Linked DNA regions of Homo sapiens: region 2 is linked to region 1. Evidence: chromatin contacts called from ENCODE Hi-C or POLR2A ChIA-PET data. All regions are on one chromosome and are shown on one strand. The core of a region is the stretch at or near the end of the contact, and the rest is flanking DNA. Distances in the headings are between cores, read along the strand shown. Region 1 holds the start of CDK10 (cyclin dependent kinase 10). Region 2 overlaps SPIRE2 (spire type actin nucleation factor 2).

What was found. Hi-C counts contacts between places; a loop is a spot of excess contacts on that map. ChIA-PET counts read pairs that join two places held with the same protein, here RNA polymerase II (POLR2A). Pooled maps may share reads with other maps.
Region 2: a pooled map shows a loop between it and region 1 (1.9-fold over the local background). The contact joins the enhancer-like site here to the promoter of CDK10 in region 1. A Hi-C loop is called at or near these places in 1 of 50 pooled maps. POLR2A ChIA-PET finds 5 or more read pairs at or near these places in 3 of 52 experiments (GM12878, H1 and common myeloid progenitor, CD34-positive).

Annotation. Positions count from the first base shown.
Region 1 is chr16:89,683,452-89,687,938 of GRCh38, forward strand. It overlaps CDK10 (cyclin dependent kinase 10), which reads left to right and starts at 3,238. Exons shown (of 13, transcript NM_052988.5): 1 at 3,238-3,346. The coding sequence starts at 3,260. It overlaps LINC02166 (long intergenic non-protein coding RNA 2166), which reads right to left and starts at 3,461. Exons shown (of 3, transcript NR_184152.1): 1 at 2,996-3,461; 2 at 1,359-2,224. RefSeq lists a silencer at 3,423-3,672.
Region 2 is chr16:89,842,697-89,846,863 of GRCh38, forward strand. It overlaps SPIRE2 (spire type actin nucleation factor 2), which reads left to right. Exons shown (of 15, transcript NM_032451.2): 2 at 2,626-2,669. Among named protein-coding and RNA genes, the nearest start is that of SPIRE2, 16 kb to the left of the region's middle. Within about 2 kb of position 2,918, at least 2 of the 41 ENCODE cell types and tissues checked have a DNase peak (open chromatin) inside an H3K27ac peak, as active enhancers do.

The DNA of each region.
Region 1 (4,487 bases), core at 1,988-4,487:
AAAAAAAAGCCTACATGGTAAATATTTATTCTTGCTACAGTTTATACAAATAACCAGGCCAAGTACAATAAGACTAAAACTTATTTTGAAAACAAATCAGTACTACCTGATTTCACTTTGGTAAAAATAGGAGACTAGAGAGAGAAAAATTATGTTTCAAAATAAACTATAGTATACCTGTTATTAGATTCTAGCCTTGCCTAAGGTTTTTCAACTTTTATTATTTTCTCTTTTTTTGTTTGTTTATTTGTTTTTTCAGACAGGGTCTCACTCTGTCACCCGGGCAGTGGTGTGGTATCAGTTCACTGCAACCTCTGCCTCCTGGGTTCAAGTGATTCTCGTGCCTCAGCCTCCCGAGTAGCTGGGATTATTGGTGTGCACCACTATGGCCAGCTCATTTTTTTGTATTTTTAGTAGAGATGCGTTTCACCATGTTGGCCAGGCTAGTCTCGAACTCCTGACCTCATGATCCACCGGCCTCGGCCTCCCAAAGTGCTGGGATTATAGGCATGAGCCACTGCGCCGGGCCAAAGCCGTGCTTTTCTTAAAGCTCTGCGAACGAAAGCTAGACAACTTAAACCTCAGAAGAGAATAATGGTACCTATTTATATACATAAACCACTTTCACGCCTGCCTGCTGTGTATGGACTTCAGAGGAACACAGCCTACGTCAGTTTTCTAGGATTGTTCTCTCCACGTGCTCTTTGTTTTCTTTCTTTCTTCTTCCCTCTATTTTCCTCCCTCCCTCCCTTCCTTCCTTCCTTTCACAAAGTCTCACTCTGTTACCCAGGCTGGAGTGCAGTGGCACGATTTTGGCTCACTGCAACCTCCGCCTTCCGGGTTCAAGCGATTCTCCTGCCTCAGCCTCCCGAGTACCTGGGACTACAGGCAACCACCACCACACCCAGCTAATTTTGTTAGTTTTAGTAGAGACGGGGTTTCACCATGTTGGCCAGGCTGGTCTCGAACTCCTGACCTCAAGTGATCTGCCTACCTCGGCCTCCCAAAGTGTTGGGATTATAGGCATGAGCCACTGTGCCTGGTCACAACACCTGCATTTTCTTTTTTTTTTGTTTTTTTTTTTGAGACAGAGTCTCACTCTGTCACCCAGGCTGGAGTGTAGTGGTGTGATCTTGGCTCACTGCAAGCTCCGCCCCGTGGGTTCACACCATTCTCCTGCCTCAGCCTCCCGAGTAGCTGCAACTACAGGCACCCGCCACCATGCCTGCCTAATTTTTTGTATTTTTTAGTGGAGATGGGGTTTCACTGTGTTAGCCAGGATGGTCTCTATCTCCTGACCTCGTGATCGACCCGCCTCAGACTCCCAAAGTGCTGGGATTACAGGCATGAGCCACCACGCCTGGCCAACACCCCCATTTTGTATACCACACTCAACTCCCCCATTTTCTACATGCTGATCAAAACCAATCTGAATGGAGTCTAGGTCTGGCTGTGGGCTGTTGGGAAGAGGCCCCCAAATCTGGCCATCAACTGGCCGCAAAACTGGCCATAAACAAAATCTCTGCTGCACTGTGACATGCTCATGATGGCCATGACTCCCACACTGGAATGAGGGCAAGGAACACCTGGCCCACCCAGGGCGGAAAACCGCTTAAAGGAGTTCCTGAACCACAAACAATAGCATGAGCGATCTGTGCCTTAAGGACGTGCTCCTGCTGCAGATAACTAGCCAGACCCATCCCTTTATTTCCCGTAAGAAGTGCTTTTAATCTATAATCTATAGAAACAATGCTTATCACTGGCTTGCTGTCAATAAATATGTGGGTAAATCTCTGTTCGAGGCTTTCAGCTTCGAAGGCTGTGAGACCCCTGATTTCCCACTCCACACCCTATATTTCTGTGTGTGTTTCTTTAATTCCTCTAGCGCCGCTGGGTTAGGGTCTCCACGACCGAGCTGGTCCCGCAGTGGGCAGTGGTTTGGGCCCGACCGAGCTGGTCCCGCAGTGGGCGGTGGTTTGGGCCCGACCGAGCTGGTCCCGCAGTGGGCGGTGGTTTGGGCCCGACCGAGCTGGTCTCGCAGTGGGCGGTGGTTTGGGCCCGACCGAGCTGGTCTCGCAGTGGTTTGGGCCCTGCTTGCTCGACTGGATTTCAACAGTGAAGCCAGATTAGAGGACATGCTGGCTGCCCCGATCCTGGACCTGGACCAATGGTGCTTCCTAAACATTCCATGTCAACTTTTCTTTTTCCACCTTCCAGGGCTGGGCTGTGAAAGAGATTGGAGAGGCAGGTGCCTGTGAGAGAAGCTTCTACCAGCCTGGGAAGTCAGGTCTTCCATGAGTGAGGGGAGGTATCTACTTTGCCAAACCTTGTTAGGGAATGCTGACATAGCTGCCTCTTCCTGCCCAGAAGCTAAGCTTGAATGCCACCCCTCACAGAGCTTCTCTCCTGTCTTTCACTCACTCCTGCTTATTTCTGTGACAGAACTTGACAGCATGGACATTGCCACTTGCTTCCTTCAGTCTCCTGGAGTCCCCATGTCCTGAACACAGAGGAGGCACCCAAATGCTTGCTGAAGCCACATCCCTGGACCAAGTGACCTGACCCTCACCTGGAGGACCTTCACCTTCACCTCTCACCTGGAGGACCCTCTCACCTGGAAGACTCTCTCACCTGGAGGACCACCCCACCTGAAGGACTCCCAACTGGAGGACCCTCTTACCTGGGGGACCCCCTCCGCTGGAGGACCCTCTCACCTGGAGGACCCTCTTACCTGGAGGGCCCTTCACCTGGGGGACTCCCCCACCTAGAGGATCCTCTTACCTGGAGGTCCCCTCACCTGGGGAACCCCCCCCCCACCTAGAGGATCCTCTTACCTGGAGGGCCCTTCACCTGGGGAACCCCCCCCCCCCACCTAGAGGATCCTCTTACCTGGAGGACCCCCCACCGAGAGGACCCTCCCCCCCCACCTGGAGGACCTCCCCACATGAAGGACTCCCACCTGGAGGACCTTCTTACCTGGGGGAACCCGTCTCACCTGGAAGACCTTCACCTGGGTAATCGCCGTGGCCTCCCACTACGGCGCAGCCGGGTCGGCTGCCCGGGCTTCACCCTAAAATAAGGCCCGAACTGCAGCAGTCGGAGCCGATCCCTGGAGCCCAGCGCCTAGGGCGGACCCGCGGGAGCGTCTCTTGGTAACCGTTGCTAAGGAGAGGAAGCCCGGGAAGGAGCTTTCGCGCCTGCGCCGCGGGGCCGTCCGCGTCTGCGCCTGCGCGCAAGAGAGGCGGGGCCAGCGCTCGGCATGGCGGAGCCAGATCTGGAGTGCGAGCAGATCCGTCTGAAGTGTATTCGTAAGGAGGGCTTCTTCACGGTGCCTCCGGAACACAGGGTGCGCGGGGTGCCACCCGGGCAGCTCTGCCCGCCTCGCTAGCGGCACTGCCCGGCTGGGTCTGGGGAGCCTCGTGTCGCGCTGCCGCGCCGAGGCTTCCGGCACGGGCGGGAACGACAGTCCCAGAGTTCCCCGCGGCGGGGGCGGAAGCCGGGGCGGGGCGGGCTCAGGACCCCCGACAGCCGGTCCCTGGAGATCTGAGGGGCCGGGGCGGGCTCAGGGATGCCTCGCGCCCGCGGAGAGACGGGCCCGGGACTTGGGAAGAGCAAGCTCCGGGATCCAGCTCGGGCGCTGCTGGGTTCAGCGCCCGAGCTGGGCTTTGCAGGCTGAGCCGCGAGCCACTTGTTTGTGGGGAGAATTTACACCCGCGACGAGTTCGAGCTTGAAGGCTCCCGCTGGGCTTGGGCTGCATGGAGCGGGGTCCAGCGCTGCCTGGCGGCTTCACGCGAACCCTGGGCGCGTCCCTTGCGGAGGTGCCGGTGCCTCCCTCTGCAGAGACCAGGAGAGAGCCTCTGGGCGTTGGGCGGTGTTGCCCAGGTGCACGGCTGGTGGGGGTGGAGAGCCCTGAACTTTGGCCGCTGGTTTGTGTTTTTAACTGCTGGCTGGTGCTCTGAGAGGCCAAGCCACGTGTTCAGTAAGAATCATTAACAGATCGTGGCTGGATGACAACAGGAGCCACACTTTACTCATCCAGACGTGCAGCAGGCGCTCACCGCGTTGAGAGCCGTGTGCTGGACTCTGGGGTGAAGTAGTGAGTTGGCCTTTTCTTTTTTGTTGTTTTTTTGAGACAGGGTCTAGCGCTCTCGCCCAGGCTGGAATGCAGTGGCGTGATCACGGCTCAGTGCATCGTCAGCCTCCTGGGCTCAAGTGATCTTCCTGCCTCGGCCTCCCAAGTGCTGGAATTACAGGCGTGAGCCACCGCCCCCAGCCTGGCCTGGCATTTCTTTGAGTTCAGGAAGTGTGACAAGGATTTGGACACCCAGAAATAAGCGTGTCGAGAAGAGCACAAGCAGAGGATGTGAGAAGGGGAATTAAGGCGGGAAAGGGAGTTTGAGACTAGGCCATCAGTGAGTGACAGGCCAGATGCTTCTGACTCGGTCCCCAGGTGTCAGGAAGGAATCAGACTGAGGACAAATGCGGC
Region 2 (4,167 bases), core at 1,668-4,167, 160 kb after region 1:
CCTGGTCTGTTCCAGGGAGCACCTTTGTTTGGGTCTGATGTCTTCCACCTTCCCATGGCCTCGGCCCAATCACAGCTGCAAACGTGCTGAACGCCCAGCGCGGGCCAGGACTGCCCAGGCCCTGGGGACCCACACCCCCACCGTGGGCCACACATTGTTCTATGAACTCCACTGATGCGGGGGTGGATTGCTTTCCATTATGTTAATGGAGCAGGCTCCCTTTATCTTTGGCAATCTTCCTGGTTCTTGATGGCATTTTGAAAATATTTGTGGAGTTAGCAGGTCCACTGAGCAGATGATTTCATGGCTTAGATATAGACGCATATATACATCTTACCTCATTCCAGAAAGAATTCCAGGCAGCTGGAGCTCTTGTTCTAGCACAGTCCCACCTGCATGCCCAGTTCAAGGAAGGCTGTAGAATCGGGTGGATGTTTTGCATCCCACCCAGCGCAGCATCTTGGGAACCCCGGGGGAGGAGGGTTGGGGAGCACAGACCCTGGGCCCCACGGCCTGGCCCCACTCCTGGCACTTATCAGCCCTGATACCTTGGAGCAAACAGATTCATCCTCCGGTCTCTGTTTCCTCATCTGTGAAACGGGAAGTGGAGCAACCAGCTCCAGCGTGAGCACCGGCAAAAGGCAGGTTCGCTCCCGGGCCTCCCTCAGGGCCAGGTTTCATCAATGAAATACGTGACTCCAGCTTCCACCTGCATTTCCACTCGGACTGTGGTTCTCTAAGAGGCATAAACAGTCTTGGGGGGACATCTCCAAATCGGTGGTCTCAGTCAGATGCCGACTTACCTGCTCTGCAAAGTCTGTCTCTCCCTCTGACCCGGGGTTTCTCATCTGACTGCTGTGATTTCAGTGTGCACAACCTCAGTCCCAGGCAGGTGGTGTGTCTCATCTCAGACCACAGGTTCTTTCCTGAAGATGTGCCTCGATGGATGGAGCTGCTGCCTTGCTGCCACGTTTTTTTTTTTTTGTTTGTTTTTGTTTTTTGTTTTTTTTTTTTTTTTTTTGAGACAGAGTCTCGCTTTGTTGCCCAGGCTGGAATGCAGTGGCGTGATCTCGGTTCACTGCAACCTCCACCCCTCAGGCTCAAGTGATCCTCCCACCTCAGTCTCCCGAGTAGCTAGGACTACATATATGCACTACCATGCCCAGCTATTTTTATGTATTTTTTGGAGAGATGAGGTTTCGATATGTGGCCCAGGCTGGTCTCAAACTCCTAATCTTAAGTGATCCACCCGCCGTGGCACCTCAAAGTGCTGAGATTACAGGCATGAGCTGCCGTGCCTGGCCTTTTTTTTTTTTTGAGACAGGGTCTCACTCTGTCGCCCAGGCTGGTGTGCACTGGTGCAATCTTGGCTCACTGCAGCCTCAACCTCCTGGGCTCAAGAGGTCCTCCCGAGTAGCAGGACTACAGGCACCTGCCACCACGCCTGGCTAATTTTTTTATTTTTATTTTTATATATTTTTTGAGATGCAGTCACGCTCTGTTGCCCAAGCTGAAGTGCAGTGGCATGATCTTGGGTCAGCCTCCACCTGCAGCCTCCATCTCCTGGGTTCAAGCGATTCTCACGCCTCAGTCTCCTGAGTAGCTGGGATTACAGGTGCTCTCCACTATGCCTGGCTCATTTTTGTATTTTGTACTTTTAGTAGAGATAGGGTTTCATCATGTTGGTCAGGCTGGTCTTGAACTGCTAGCCTCAAGTGGTCCACCCACCTCAGCCTCCCAAAGTAATTTTTTTTTTTTTTGAGACAGAGTCTCACTCTGTTGCCCAGGCTGGAGTGCAGTGGTGCAATCTCGGCTCACTGCAAGCTCTGCCTCCTGGGTTCACGCCATTCTCCTGCATCACCCTCCCGAGTAGCTGGGACTACAGGTGCCCGCCACCACGCCTGGCTAATTTTTTGTATTTTTAGTACAGACGGGGTTTCACCGTGTTAGCCAGGATGGCCCCGATCTCCTGACGTTGTGATCCGCCTGCCTCAGCCTCCCAAAGTGCCGGGATTACAGGCGTGAGCCACCGCGCCTGGCCCTCCCAAAGTAATTTTAAAATTTTTTGTAGCCACAGGGGCTTACTATGTTGTCCAGGCTGGTTTTGAACTCCTGGCTGCTAGCAGCTCTCCCACCTCGGCATCTCAAAGTGCTGGGATTATAGGTGTGAGCCACCACATCTGGCCTCCTACTCCACCTGCCCCTCCTTCACTCTTACTCCCAGCCATGTTTCCCTAGGGGCAGCCTCCTGCAGTGCCCGGGACAGACTGTGGGACCTGTTGGCTGCTCTCCAGCCCTGACTCGCCTTTGAGTGGTCACCATGGAGGGGCTGCTGCGTGGGGCACTGGGGGTCTGTCCACAAGCTGACCATCATCCTTCTGCAAGTAGGGGTTGCCTTGCTCTCCCGGCCCCTGTACCTGGGTGTCCTGCTTAGAGCCAGCTCGAGCCGGGCCTCATGGGTGTTCGTCCAAATGACCAAGTGGCTGGGCCTGCTGTGAGCTTTCTGGTGTTCCGGCGGAGAGTGGGGCTGTGGTGTGTGTCCCCGAGGGGGAGGTGGGGGGACAGCAGTGTTTATTGGGGTCCCGGGGATGCTGACAAATAACTTAACTCCCTCTTCTCTTACAGAACCTGCAACCATGGTCGTGCCACTAGCCAGCTCGGAAGCCCAGGTACTTTTTAAAAAATTCCAAGTATTACTTGATGTGTGTTAAAACGTACCTGCATCTTAAAATGTAAATCATAAAACATATATAGTTACACAGTTGTTTCAGGGAGGCAGGGTGCAGATGAAGTACCCAACAGGCTTAGTTGCAGGGACTGGATGAAACGCTGTTCACAGAGAGCAGACGTGGAGGAGACCGCCGGGGTGGGGAGGGTCCCCGTGGTGCTTCCGGCCTGGAGGAGGCAGTGGTGTTACTTCCTTCCACAGCTGCACAGATGAGGGGCACAGCTGACGTCTGCAGGGCCGGCCTCCCAGACACAGAGCCGGGGTCAGGGAGACGACTTCAGGTGCAAACAGGAAAAATCAGCCTGGTGACCAGTGCCCCGAAACCCCACCCGACCAAAACTGGAACCTCACCGCAGGGCAGGGCCTTCCTCTCCCATTCACCTGCCCTGAAGTCATGTCTGGAACGTCATGTTTCCACTTTCTACTGCCTTTTTAGTTTTCTTTCTTTGTTTTTTTTGCTTTTGTTCATTTTATTTTATTTTATTGTTTTGAGATGGAGTCGCGCTCTGTCGCCCAGGCTGGAGTGCAGTGGTGTGATCTCGGCTTACTGCAAGCTCCGCCTCCCGGGTTCACACCTTTCTCCTGCCTCAGCCTCCCAAGTAGCTGGGACTACTGGTGCCCGCCACCACGCCCGGCTAATTTTTTTCTATTTTTAGTAGAGACGGGGTTTCACCGTGTTAGCCAGGATGGTCTTGATGTCCTGACCTTGTGATTCACCTGCCTCGGCCTCCCAAAGTGCTGGGATTACAGGAGTGAGCCACCGCGCCCGGCCTTATTTTATTTTTTAATAGAGATGTCTCACTATGTTGCCCGGACTAGTCTCAAACTCCTGGGCTCAAGCCATCCTCCCACTTGGCCTCCCAAAGTGCTGGGATTACAGTTCTGAGCCACTGTGCCTGGCCTCTTTTTTTTTTTGAGATAGAATCTCCCTCTGTCACCCAGGTTGGACTGCAGTGGTGCGATCTCAGCTCACTGCAACCTCGGCTAGTTGCAGCGCAACCTCCGTCTCCTGGGTTCAAGCAATTCTCCTGCCTCAGCCTCCCGAGTAGCTGAGATTACAGGCGCATGCCACCACGCCTGGCTAATTTTTGTGTTTTTTTTTGTTTTTGAGACAGAGTCTCTCTCTGTCACCAGGCTGGAGTGCAGTGGCGTGATCTTGGCTCACTGCAACCTCCGCCTCCCGGGTTCACGCCATTCTCCTGGCCAGCCTCTCAAGTAGCTGGGACTACAGGCGCCCGCCACCATGCCCGGCTAATTTTTGTATTTTTAGTAGAAGTGGGGTTTCACCATGTTGGCCAGGATGGTCTCAAACTCCTGACCTCATGATTCACCCACCTCAGCCTCCCAAACTGCTGGGATTACAGGTGTGAGCCATCACGCCCAGCCTTTTTTTTTTTTTTTTTAGATCTACCCTCTTGTTGCCCAGGGGGAGTCCAGTG